Linked DNA regions of Mus musculus: region 1 is linked to region 2. The links are chromatin contacts, found by Hi-C or POLR2A ChIA-PET in ENCODE. All regions are on one chromosome and are shown on one strand. Each heading gives the region's core, a stretch centred on a gene start or an enhancer-like site at or near the end of the contact. The rest is flanking DNA. Distances are from core to core; before and after follow the strand shown.

What was found. A loop is a pair of places that touch in the nucleus more often than their neighbours do. ChIA-PET counts read pairs that join two places held with the same protein, here RNA polymerase II (POLR2A).
Region 1: a map of left cerebral cortex shows a loop between it and region 2 (2.0-fold over the local background). The contact joins two enhancer-like sites. A Hi-C loop is called at or near these places in 1 of 37 maps with a recorded cell type or tissue (left cerebral cortex). POLR2A ChIA-PET finds 5 or more read pairs at or near these places in 2 of 5 experiments (both embryonic stem cell).

Annotation. Positions count from the first base shown.
Region 1 is chr6:72,707,160-72,713,745 of GRCm38, forward strand. The region is part of intron 3 of Tcf7l1 (transcription factor 7 like 1 (T cell specific, HMG box)); the gene reads right to left. Among named protein-coding and RNA genes, the nearest start is that of Gm31249, 29 kb to the right of the region's middle. RefSeq lists an enhancer at 3,020-5,793. Within about 2 kb of position 4,540, at least 1 of the 3 ENCODE cell types and tissues checked has a DNase peak (open chromatin) inside an H3K27ac peak, as active enhancers do.
Region 2 is chr6:72,656,752-72,663,259 of GRCm38, forward strand. The region is part of intron 3 of Tcf7l1 (transcription factor 7 like 1 (T cell specific, HMG box)); the gene reads right to left. All of the region lies in intron 1 of Gm31391 (a long non-coding RNA gene), which reads left to right. Among named protein-coding and RNA genes, the nearest start is that of Gm31391, 4.8 kb to the left of the region's middle. Within about 2 kb of position 2,863, at least 1 of the 3 ENCODE cell types and tissues checked has a DNase peak (open chromatin) inside an H3K27ac peak, as active enhancers do.

The DNA.
Region 1 (6,586 bases), core at 3,290-5,789, 52 kb after region 2:
CTTTAATCCCAGCACTTAGGGGAACAGAGACAGGCAGATCTCTGTGGGCTCAAGGGCAGCCTGGGCTACAGAGTGAATTCCAGGAAAGCCAAGGCTACATAGAGAAACCCTGGCTCAAAAGAAAGAAAGAAAGAAAGAAAGAAAGAAAGAAAGAAAGAAAGAAAGAAAGAAAGAAAGAAAGAAAGAAGGAAAGACACCACCACCAACAAAAAATACAAAAACAAGCAAACAAACAAAACTAACCAATAAATAAAACAAAACAAAAACCTATTTCTCAAAGTTGCCTTGTCCTGTTTTGTGCTAATTATTTCCAGGCTTTTGCAGCAGAGCTAGGAAACACACACACACACACACACACACACACACACACACACACACACACACATTTATATCCAACCTTTAGTTCTCAGTCAGACCTTAGATTCTTTTCTCAGTTTCAAACCCTCCTTCCTTCCAGCTTGAGAAATCTGTTTGTGTACCGACAATGCAATCACTTTCCTTCGACACTCAAAATGCAGATAACAGCTCAGAGTTAGCACTCACTGCCTCCTCATCAAGTCAGCTCACGGAGACACTTTAAGGGGTTGAGGTGTCTTTTAATTCTTACTCTCTACTCCGCTAGGGATTGACAGATCTCTCTCTGTGTCTGTACATCTTGGTCTTGCACAGGTCATTGATTTCCAGCCTAATGCAAGTCCTTGGGAACTCGAAGCTGAGCTGTGACATCCTGCCTTCTCTTGGCTGGACAGATGCAAACCCAGAGCAGAGATCGATCAACCACACCAGACACCTGACTCTGGGCTCTGCTCTGGGCAGAGTCAAACAACATCCACAGCAGTACGGCTGAGTGCTGTTCTCCACAGGGGACCCGGAGCGGACCTCTGTTTTACACAGGCAAGGTCCAGAGATTGACAGACTCCCCTCACAAGTGATTGGCCGGAATCTATTGAAGAAACATCTAACACTTCACACTCTGCTCGTGGGTGCATAATGCGCTCGTGCATGTGTGTTTTCAGAGAACTGAACCCATGGCACTGAACATGCTAGGAACATGTGATCACTAAGCGACATCCCTAGTCCTCATTTCTTTTTTCAGCCTCTCATGTATCTGAGATTACAGGTATACCACAAAAACCTGCCAACATTCTTTCTAAGACTACCCTTTTTTGCATGTGTAGATGTGTGGTGTGGTGTGAATGTGCCCACTCGGGTGGTTCTCTCCACTGCTCTCTACCTTACATAGCAAGGCGAGGTACCCCAGCTAAATGCAGAGCTCACCGTTTCCGCTAGTCTAGCTAGCTAGCGTGTTCCAGAGATCCCTTGTCTATGCCGCCTATGGAACGGGACCTAGGCTGGGCTGCTGCACTCCTCTGGCTTTTAGGTAGGTTCTGGATGAACTCTGGTTCCCACGGCAGTGCAGTAAGCACTTTACCCACCAAGCTATCTCCCTACCCCTTAAAGATAACCTTTAATTCAAAAACAAAGACAAAACCCTGTTTCAAACAGTGAGACAGGTTCTCTCTGTGGCTCTGGATGGACCGGAACTCATGCTGTAGACCAGGCTGATCTTGAACACAGAGATCCACTTGCTCTGCCCACAGAGTGCTGATAATTAAAGTTGTGCGCAACCACATCTGGCCCATAATTTTTTAAAAAATGCAATTATTTTAAATTTAGGGTTGGTGGATGATACTTGTCTGGCAATTACACAGCTCTGAGTTTTACCTACAAAACTCGCACCAAAATGCCAAGCGTGGTATGTCTGCAACCCCAGCACTGGTGAGGCTGAAGCAGGTGGAGTCCTGGGGCACATGGCCAGGCAACCTGGCCTATTTAGTGAGCTCCAGGCCAAAGATGGCCTGGTCTCAAAGTGGGTAGCCAGTGTCCCTAAGGATGACCCAGAGTTTGTCCTCTGGCTACACGCACACACACACACACACACACACACACACACACACACGGTTTTTATTTATAAAAACGAATGGGATATCATCTTTTTGTAAAAATTATGTATGCTTAAATTCAAAATGCAGAGCAAATAACTAGCCATGCTAACGTACCATTATCTAGAATGAAGACATTTCCCCATCACCTAAAACGTCTTAACTGGAGTCCTCAGCCTTTTCCCCATACTGCCCAGACATAATTACTGTCTCCAAGGCACTGTTCATCAGGCCACTGCTTGTTCCTGTAATTACAAACCCATTACCCACAAACTGTACATAGACTCCAACTGAGTGTCTTCCTCAACTTGCCATGCTAAAAGCTCCAAATGTACAAGAAAATAGTGGAATACTGTGAACTCTGACCTTCAGCCAGTCTCACCACGATTAACATGCTCCCAGATTTCACTCCCTCTGTCTCGCCTCTTCATATTCCCACACATATTTCTGTCTCATCTGAATCAAGTGTAGATACCGTCATTAATAAAGACGTCACCTTTAAGTACCCAGCCTCCATCTTGTAAGCACACGCAATTCTCCTACAGGACTGATGTCATCATCATTATTATCATCATCATCATCATCCTCTTGGAAAGTTTGTTACCGAGAGTTGTGAACTGCACCCGGGGCCCTGCAGGAAATTCTAGCACTGAGCTACACACTGAACCCCCTCCGAGAGCTGAAGCGTTTGTGAAAGGCTCTTTCCAACCAACATCAGATCCCCAGAACTCATGCCTGTTATTATGTGTAGCCATGGTTGATTCTGCTCTATGACTGCATGTGTGAAGTTATTATACTGATGACCACGGTTTAAGCTTCAGCAGGCAATGCAACATTTATTATTATATCTACGCACACTGTAGCTGTCTTCAGGCATATCACAAGAGGGTGTCAGATCTCATTATGGATGGTTGTGAGCCACCATGTGGTTGCTGGGATTTGAACTCAGGACCTTCGGAAGAGCAGTCAGTGCTCTTAACCGCTGAGCCATCTCTCCAGCCCCCAACAAGATACACTCTTACTCACATCCTTCATGTAGAGAAGACTTGCTGGGGCCTAAGGGCTGCACATTTACTAGGTGCTGCCAAACCATTCTTGAAAACAAGGACACTATTGAAGTATCTTTTATGAGCTAATATTCTTACAAACACATGCGTCATGTCAAGCTTTAATTTTTATCATCATTGTTTTCCTTTGCATTCATATGGCCCTGTTTCTGTTTTAGAATTTTAACTTTTTTTTTAATGTGTATGAGTGTTTAATATGTCTGGGTACCACATATGCGCCTGGCACCTGAGGGAGGCAGAAGGTGTCAGGGCTCCTGAAACAGGAGTTACAGAGGTTCTGAGCTGCCAGGTAGACACTAGGAATTGAACCTGGATCCTCTGCAAGAGCAGCCTGTGCTCTTAACCGCTGAGCCATCTCTCCAGCCCTGTTGTTTCTTTTTTCAAACAGAAACTCTTGGTGAAACATCTTATGTCACTATTGAGGCCTCTACCACAAGACGTCCTTTGGCATGACTAGTTAATGCATCTCGCTGCATGAACTAGTCTTTCCTTGGGTGATATGTTCAAGTGAGGTTTACTTTTGCCCTGTCAGTCACTCCTTGCGTGAAAGTAAGGGCTTGTGCTCTAGTATCTTCCCCGACATTTTAAGCTATAGAGGGTGGGAACCTTCTCTCATTGTCCTTACAACTGCAGGATGTGTGCAGCAACTGTAACATGAATAGGTGCACGTGTGCACACTGAGTGTGTGTGTGGGCGTGTTAATAGGGTTGAGCTGATTAACTTCACAACACCATATGCATTCCATGAGCAAAACAAGGCATGGTGCATGTCTGTGGGCTGGAATGTTTGGTCTTAGGTTCTTTTGCTCTCTGAGGCAAAATGGAGAGGGTAGGATGTGAACCGGGTTCACTCACTAGCTGGCTCGCTCACTGGGATTTGTTTGGAATCCATAGTTTCCGAAAACCTTAAGCACAGCGGGACATGGGGTCCCCAGATGGCGAGGGGCTGTTAGATCTTCACGGGCCACGGAAATGGGCAAATTGCATTTTGCACAGTCACATAACTTCCCGACAGAACTTGACTATTATTTCCACAGCAGTCAAGTTCTTCAGAGTGGAGGAGGGGCTGATCTAGGTGCCTGGAGCCAGGGTCCAGGAGAGGCTGAGCTGGGTAGACTAGTTGGCTGAGGCTAGCTTATTCTCAGAGAGCCTCCTTTCATCTCTTTTGAATAAAATCTGCATTCCCTTTCTGGTAGAAGGGCAGGTCTCTGTTAATGGCCCTGAGTGTAGTGGACTCTGTGCCCTCAAAGCCAAGCTCCTCGAGGAAGCTGAACCCAGGCCAACGTTAGTACAAGAAGAGAAAGAGGGATTGTCCCTCTCACATAGCTCAACATCTCATTCTCTTCGAGGCCTCAAAACCCTAATTTGACCACAAAAACCTGGCCTCTGGTGTTTCTGTTATGAGTATCGGATTCCTTCAGCTGAACTTGGCTGTTCACTGCCTGAACAAATTACATTAACAATACAGAGAAATGTATACAGGGCCTTAAAAACACTGCTGAGCAGGGACCAAAACAAAGACGGCTGTATCCTAGCAACAAACCTCACCCCCCAAGCAAGGCTGTGGGCTCTGCCAGGGATTGTAAGCCATTGAGCGCCTCTCTTCTCTGCAAACAATTAGGGACAGAGAAGTCACAATTACAGATGGGATTTACAGCCAAAGGGGCAATCTATAAATCACAGAGCTCCCACCCCCAGCCATTCCCAGCCAGATAATCAGAGCCAGATGTTCACCACAGCTGCTTTCGACGTGGGTACACTGTTGGCCAACCTGACCACACTCCTGCTCTGAGCCAAACGGTCCAGCCAAGTCAGAGGGGCCTCTGCATCCTGGAGCCTGCCCAACCATAGGAAAGGTTGGGGCATGTGGGAACTGTTTGCTGGAGCAATCACGGAGGCACAGGCTCCCCTCTGGTGAGGACCTGTGGCTTGCAAGTTCCTGCAAACCTGGCACAACTAGTGATGGTGGTGACCATGGCAATCAGCAACCACATCTTTAGCATCTCTTGCTAGGGGCTAGGCACTGGATGGAGCCTTTTAAGGCATGGTTGTTAGGGAAGTTCTTCAATTATTCACCCAATTTGGAGCTGAAAACAGGAATTGCTTGTGTCAGCCAATTTGCAAGCATGAGGACCTGGGTTCGGATCCCCAGCACCCACATAGAAACCAGGCATGCACTGCACATCTGGAATTCCAGCGCTGGGAAGGGAGTGACATTCACCCCCTAAGGCCCATGGGCTAGCGAGTCTAGCCAATCGGTGAGCTCAAGGTTTGGAGAGACCTTGTCTCAAAAGAGAAGGCAGAAGCCACTGGAGAACACACCTGATGCCGACCCCAGGTCTACACACACACTGTACATACACTGCACAAAGGAAGTAGAAAATAAAGTAGCTAGTCACCCAATCCATAGATGAAGAAAATGAACCTCGGAGATGCCAAGGATTTTCTAGAATGTCTCAGTGCTGGTAAGTAGTGGGGGAAACAACTCAAAGCTCCGTGTGTGACCTCAAGATTGACTTTGAGACCCCGACAATCTCATTCAGCAGTAGAACAGTGGGGAGACTTTGGGCGAATAGAGAGAAAGGCTTTAGAAATTTGTCTCTGGACTGTATAAATGAAAAGAGGCTTGCGGTTGTTTCATCTCGCCATAGGTGACTCTGTCTTAGCACTCTGTTGCATTTATTTGTTTATCTGCTCATTTAGTGCGTGTGATGTGTATTGGTCACACATGCCATAGAGCACACATGGAGGTCAGAGAACAACTTGTGAGAGTTGACAGCAGGCATCTTTACCCGATGAGCCATTTCCGTCAGCTGGTGACTCTATTTTAAATGCCCAGGCTTTAACCAAGCCAGAATTTTAGGACCTAGGGTCATGGGATTGCAATCGCCAAGTTTGTTAAGAGCGGTATTATTCAAGTGTGGCCAAGGATTTCTGTTCATAGACCTCTTCAATACATTTTCTTCATTTTTATTTCCTAAGATATGGCATATATAAAGTGCGCATTCGTTTTAAGGGATCAGGAGATGGCTCAGTGAGTAAGTGCACTTGCCATGTACGTCAGACAACCTGATGCTCCTCAGAACCCTTGTAAAAGCCTGGCACAGTACTGCAGACACCTGGAATCCCAGTGCGCACCTACAAGGAGATGGGAGGTAGAGAGGGGGGGACTCTCTAGAATCTTGGGGATGTGTTAGCTAGCTGTAATGCAATGCAATAACGAAGAGACTCTGTCTCATATGGGTGAAACGGCATAAATCTGGTTTCTCTATGTACATCAATGTTCATATACATGAAGAAAAAAACATATACCCACCCCACCCAGTGAAGACCTCAAACTCATAGAGATCTGCCTACCTTGCCTCCTGAGTGCCAGGATTGAAGGCTTGCGCCACCATGCCTGGCAAATGCACTTGGTTTTGCAGAACTGGGACTGACCTCAGGGTCTCATGTATAGTAAGAAAGCATTCGGCTGTATTCCAGGTCTGTTTTATTTTTAATTCACTGTGTAGCACAGGCATGCCTTGGAGTTTCAATTTTCCTGCCTCCGCCTCCTGGGTAGTTAGAATTCCTAGCC
Region 2 (6,508 bases), core at 1,613-4,112:
AAGTGTTCCTCACTGCACTGCACCTGTACCACTGAAAAAACACCAGTTAGTCACCCTTTCCTAAGAGCCTAACTGGTTGTATTCAGTGATTCAGGGATAAAAAAAACCAACAAGCCAGGCCCACCAATCCTCAGGCTTCCTTCCTTGCTGTCTCCCAACACCAGCTCACTTTAACTTCTTGCTGGGCTGTAGGGTCTTATTTTGTTCTGCTGGTCCGCATGTTTGCATCTTCTGCTTGTGAGAAACTAGCTTTGCTCAGAGCCCAGACTCAAAGCATTCTCACGATGGAACGGTTATTGTCTGTATCCTTTGTCCTCTGGCCTCCGCAGGGGTCATGCCTGTTTAACTATGATGCCCATGTCTGTAACACGGAAGGGATTTATTTGGGCTTATAGTTACAGGGGTGTTTCAGTTCACCATGGGTGGGGAAGGCAGGTCAGAGTTCTGAGCAGCAGGCGGTACAGCTCCTAACATCTCCCAGAGGAAGGACTCGGAGTACTGCCTGGAACAAGAGGTGCGTTTACCCTACAATGCCCCCTGCAGCGATGAGTCTACTAGGTAGACACCTCGTCTTAAACATTTCTCATTCTCTCCAAACAGCATCACCAGCTGGAGCCCAAGTGTTCAAACATAGTCTGTAGGGGGACTTTCCACATTCAACCCATGACAGCAATCACCAAGTACTGAAATCCTAACCCACTTTGTTCTGACAAATGTGGTAGGCCCACTTCTATAATGGGGTTGGCCAGTCTATCACAGTACCCTTTGGACATATGGTCCATATGGAAGGGAGCCTGTTTCATTTTCTTCTCTTTTTTTGAGGCAGTGTCTATGTTTCCCAAATGCTGGCATTAAAAGTGTGCACCACCATTGTCCAATTTATTCAACTTGAGTGACTGGACTTTACTGAATAACTCCTTTAGTACTGCGAGGATTCAGAGGAACAGCACAGAGTATGTGTGCCCAACTCTGCTGATTCCTAGAAGTCTGTTTAAGACCCTATATCTAGTAAGGGATGGTGACTCACACCTGTAATTCCAGCACCTGGAGCCTGAATCAATCAGTAAGGTCACCTCTCCCCCACCACATGGGGTGGGGGAGCATGGTCCCCTATCTCCCCCAGAAACACACATAGATCACTCTATGTCTATAAATGCACCAGCTCTCTGGGAGCTGGAGAGATGCCTCAGTGGTTAAAAGCACCCGTCTTCTGCAGAGGACGCATCTTCAGGTCCTGGCACCCACAAGGTGGCACACAACCATCTGTAAATCCAGTTCCTACCCCCTCTCTGATGTCTGAGGACTCACGTACATACCTAATACACATAACACAGAATAAATATTTTAAAGAAGAAAATACAGGCTAGAGAGATGGCTCAGAGGTTAAGAGAACTGACTGCTTTTCCTGAGGTCCTGAGTTCAGTTCTTAAAAACCATCTGTAATGAGATCTGGCGCCCTCTTCTGGCCTTCAGGCATACATGCAGGCAGAACGCTAGATACATAATAAATGTTTAAAAAAGAGGAAAATACACCAACCAGTCTTAGTAGCATAAAGACAAAATACCTCCCCAGATTGGGGTAGGGGTGGGGGGAAACTACTTAAATTTCTGAAATCACTTTAGAGAGCAATGAAAGAAAAAGAAAACATTTTATTTTGACTCTTACTTGCGTCCCTAATTTTCTTTATAAAGCGAGTGGCTCTAAGCGTTTGCATCAATGCACTGGACAGCACTAAATCCCAAACACAACCTCTTTGTTCCACCTCACTGTCGATGAAGGCCATGTTCCTTCCTGAGGCTGCTGGATAGGCGAATCCTCCGAAATAAATTCAATTTGCAAGTCCATAGGGATCTATAATAAGCTACTTCTGGACTTAATACAATAGATAATTTTCTGTGGAAAAGTTCTTTTTAAAAAAATCATACTTTGGGGGCTGGAGAGATGGTTCAGCAGATAGACAGCGTTCTGCTTTTCCGGAGGACGTGCGCTCAGATATCACCACACACTTCAGGCAGCTCACAACCACCTAAACTCCAATGCCAGGGCATCTGACCCTTACTCCTGGACACTGGGATGGCCGGATGGACAGACAGGCAGGCAGGCACACACACACACACACACACACACACACACAAACACACACACAGGGTAGGGAGGAAGAGATACATATTCATGCATGAATAAAACATGAGTCTTAAAAAAATAAACAGATTCTTTTACTGCTTTAAAACCAGCAACAACAAAAAGGCTGGATTGTTGTGGCTGGCACACGCCTTTAATCCCAGCACTTGGGAGGCAGAGGCAGGTGGATTTCTGAGTTCCAGGCCAGCCTGGACTATAGAGCAACAGGACAGCTAGAGCTGCATACAGAAACCCTGTCTTTAAAAACCAAGTTCTTCCCCCCCCCCCCTTTTCATTCAGACCAAGGTTTAGCCAACGAATATTTTGGAAGCTCTGGTGCACACTCCACCTTGTCCCAAGCGACTTCTAGCTGTTCGTATCTCTGTTCCAAAGAATCCGGTTGTTTCTCCTACCAGAAGTTGAGCTAAGGTTTGATTTAGAAAGCTAGCTCTCCAGTGGATCCGCAGAGCACCAGGGTCTCGGGCTCCATCCAACATCTCTGTTCTCAGTCACCTCCCATATAAACCAGGGGTGCTTAGCTCTATCAATCTAAAGACAAGGCCTGGCCCAGAAGGTCTCCTAGAGGAGGAAAAACAAGCACAAAACCAAAGCAGATGCAGACGTTCCTCTAAAAACAAAGGCCCCATCAAGGTGCTCAGCAAAGCAGGTGTCCCAGCTGACACCACTAACAAAGGGTGGATCTGGGAGGAACCTTATTTCTCGGGACCTGTCCTCACCGACAGAGATCAACCACCTCGATGGTGTGGCAGTCACAACAGAGAGGACCAAGTGGCTGCTGGACACTTAAGAAAATTAGGAAGTGGATTTGTGAGACGGCCCGGCAGTTAAAACTATCTGCCGCCAAGTCCCGATGACTTTAGATCTCAGGAATCTGCCTGGTAGAGGGATGGAAATGACTCCCACAAGTTGTCCTTTGACCTCCATGTACCCCTCTCCAGTGAATAAACATTTAAACATATATAGATAGATAGAAAGTGACATCACTGTTTTCCCTCAGCTACTAAGATGCTGAAGTAGGTCAGTTGAGCCTAGAGGCTCCAGCACAGCCTGTGTGACGTAGCAAGTTCCTGTCTGAGTGGAGAAGGGACTGCACATGGACTCATCAATTTTAGTTATCTTTATTTACGAGCAAAACCAGGGCTAGAGTGAGCCGATCTTGGAAGCTCTAACAGCTCAAGTGTTTTCTGGGGGAGACGTCCCACTTGGTGGGTGCTCTAATCAAAACCCTTACTACTGCTTTCTACGCACCAGAGTCTGTTGTGTAGCATTTGTGGTATCTGTGGTGTGAATAGTCCCACCACAGTTGGTTTTGAGGTACTATGGTGAGTCACTGTGAGAGGTGGGAAGAGACACTCACAGTTGGCCTGGTACCAACTGGCTGGCCACACACCACTGATGCTAGGCAGGAGTGGAGGGGGTGGGGGTGGGGATTTTTAGCCTGTCCTGACTTGTTAGGATTATTGGCTCTATTCCTAGATGGCTGGAAAGCGGTATATGCTGTGATTGGTGGATGTGGGCCTGAGGTCAGACTGGAGACCTGGACATGCAGCCTTGCACATCTTTCTGGCAGCTCCATGCTCCTTCTCAAAGGAGCAGGGGAAACTCTGTCCTCTGAACACCGGGCATGGACAGCCTGATGGCATAGACCATGGGAACACTTGGCGCAAAGCCCTAGGCTTAAGATGAAAAGGCCAGTCGGGTGTGGTGGCACACGGTACGGAGGGCACAAAGAACTCAAGTTCAGAGGCAGATCGTGAGATCCTGTTTCCCAAAGGAATGAATAACTGAACCCACCAAAGCCAATGCTGAGCCTGATCTTATGCCCTCACTGAGTAGCCTGCAGGTCTCTGGGTTAAACTGCCTTCGCCTGGCCTTGACCTTGGGCTGCTGGACCTGAGCAATTTCTGCACTCAGTGCCTGATCATGAAAAGAGATGGAGAAAGTGCACATGGGCCTGACCCCACTCTTGCCCTATGGCTGACACCTCTCACACCAGCTCTCCCTGTGGCCCACACTTGGTCACCCTCGCCCACAGCACATCTTTTTCCCAGTTGAGGCCAGCTGCCTCAGCCCTCTGGGTGTAGAGCCCATGTTCTGGCTCCGGCCCTTAACCTTCAGCTCTGTTCCCTCAGCTTCACTTATGGCCCTTGCCTTGGTCTCCTCACCACACAGGAGAGAACTGGGTCCATATCTGCTTCTTACCCAGTTGCCAGGTTGAGGCTGACAGCTACCTGGTGTCCAAGATGTCAGAGTACCACACTTCACTTCAGGCTCACAGTTTGTGACAAGTCAGCGCGTTCTTGCTCCTCCTCTGTAATGAATATACCTGGCTTCCATGAACACTCATCACCGGCCCTTGTGTGGATACAGGGATCATGGGACATGTTTCTAGGTGTAAGGGGAATGAGTAGTTCAGTGTATGAACATGTAGACCTATTTAGAGAACTTAGCACTACTCTCGGCAACGTAGGAGAGCGCTTACATCTCCACACTCCCGTCTGCACAGGTTAGTAACCATTCTGACCTTTGCATTGAACTGGTATCTCAGTGAGTATCTCTCTTGGATATCTTTGTTTTTGCTTTTGAGACAAGGTTTCTTTAGGTAGCCCTGGCTGTTCTGAAACTTGCTCTGCCCACCAGGTTGGCTTCAAACTCATGGAGATCCAATTGTCTCTCTGCCTCCCAAGTGCTGGGATTAAAGGGTGTGCCACCACTGTCCATAAGGTTCATGCATCACACAGTAGCAACAGGAAACAAAGCTATTAAGGTAACCTCATATTAATAATTTTCACCCTCACACACACACCTTCAGCTTACTCAGCCGGAAATGTCAAGTTCTGCCTTAGCATCTCTTGCTGCTTCCCATGGGCAGCAGCATTCTCCAGATTCTAGACACTTCTGCAAGTGTGCCTTCTGCCTGCACCTGGAGAACCTTGGGGTGGCAACCTGCTTGTTTTGTTTTTTGTTTTTTGTTTTTTTCTTAAAGGTTTCTTTTTAATTATGTGCATGCACGCGAGTCTGTGTGCAGGTATGTGCCCATGAATGTGGTGCCTGCGGAGGTCAAAAGAGGACACTGGGGCTCTGACTGGGGAGTTACAGGACAGTGCGAGTGGCCCAGCGTGGGCTCTGGGAGCTTAATTCTTCACACACAGTCACTCTCTTAACCCACGGGTGCTCTCTCTCTCTCTCTCTCTCTCTCTCTCTCTCTCTCTTTCTCCTCTCCCCCCCCCCCCCCCAGCAGGATTTCATACTGACCTTAAATTCCTGATCCTCTTGCCTCTGCCTCTCAGGGATTACAGACATGTTCTTACAGACATGTTCTATCAGGTCTGGCTTATGTGATGCTGAGGATTGAACCGTGGAGGCAAGCACTCTACCCACTGAGCTACACTTCTAGTTTAAGCGACTTGGTTTGAAGGGAGCTGGTAGAGGGGCTGTGAAATGCATTAGCAGCTCCCTTTGCCTGAGATGGACCAAACGCCACTCCCAAGGATCAGGGTGGTGGGTAAAGCCGGAAAGGTCCCAAATGCTCTCTCCACCGTGTCACCTCTGCTGCAGCCCACATTCGCCAGCCCATCTTTCACGTCCCATTAGAAACACCTTCCAAACTATACAACTAAATAACTGGTCCCGCTGATGGTTCAGGAGAGAGAAACCGCAAAATACGAAAGCCCGGTGATGACTTGGATTTGAGCGACAAAGCTCAGTAGAAGTCTGATGTGAATCTCTGTAATGTCACCACTGAGTGATACAGGAGGTGGGTACCGGGCCTTCTTTTCGCTCTCTAGAAGTGTCAACCCAATCCTGCAGTCCTGGAACTTTGTCCACAGGGCACAGGGACAGTGTACCTCTTTCCTTGCCCATGCTAGGCATTGCTAATATATCGTCAAATTCTTCCTAGTTCTGCCTGGTGCGGGCCCAGAGCGTTCAACATAGTATACGAGGTGGCTTCTAACAGCGGGTAAAAATCACCGTGAGATGCTCTCATACATATTTTCTCTGACTCAGGACTGATGGTAGATAACAGATATTCCATCTGGAAAGAAGCCGGGGCAGGATCCAGGCTCCACAACCCTTTCTCTGACTGGTTCAATCAGGAACATTCTTGGAAGGCATCAGGGGCTCACAGAAAAGGCCAGTGAACAGCAAAATCCAGTCCTAACTTGCAGAGCCCAGTGACCAAAAGCAGGTCTGGGAATTCTGAAGTTTATGGATTTTCCCTTGTGGGAAGAGGAGCTGGAAAATGTCCCAGGTATTGAGGAGAAAGGAAACAGGGTCTGTGTAAAATCAATGGGGAACAGGAAGTGCTTATCTGGGGCCAGTAAAGCACACAGCACAAAAGAACAGCCAGGCAGCAGAGGGCAG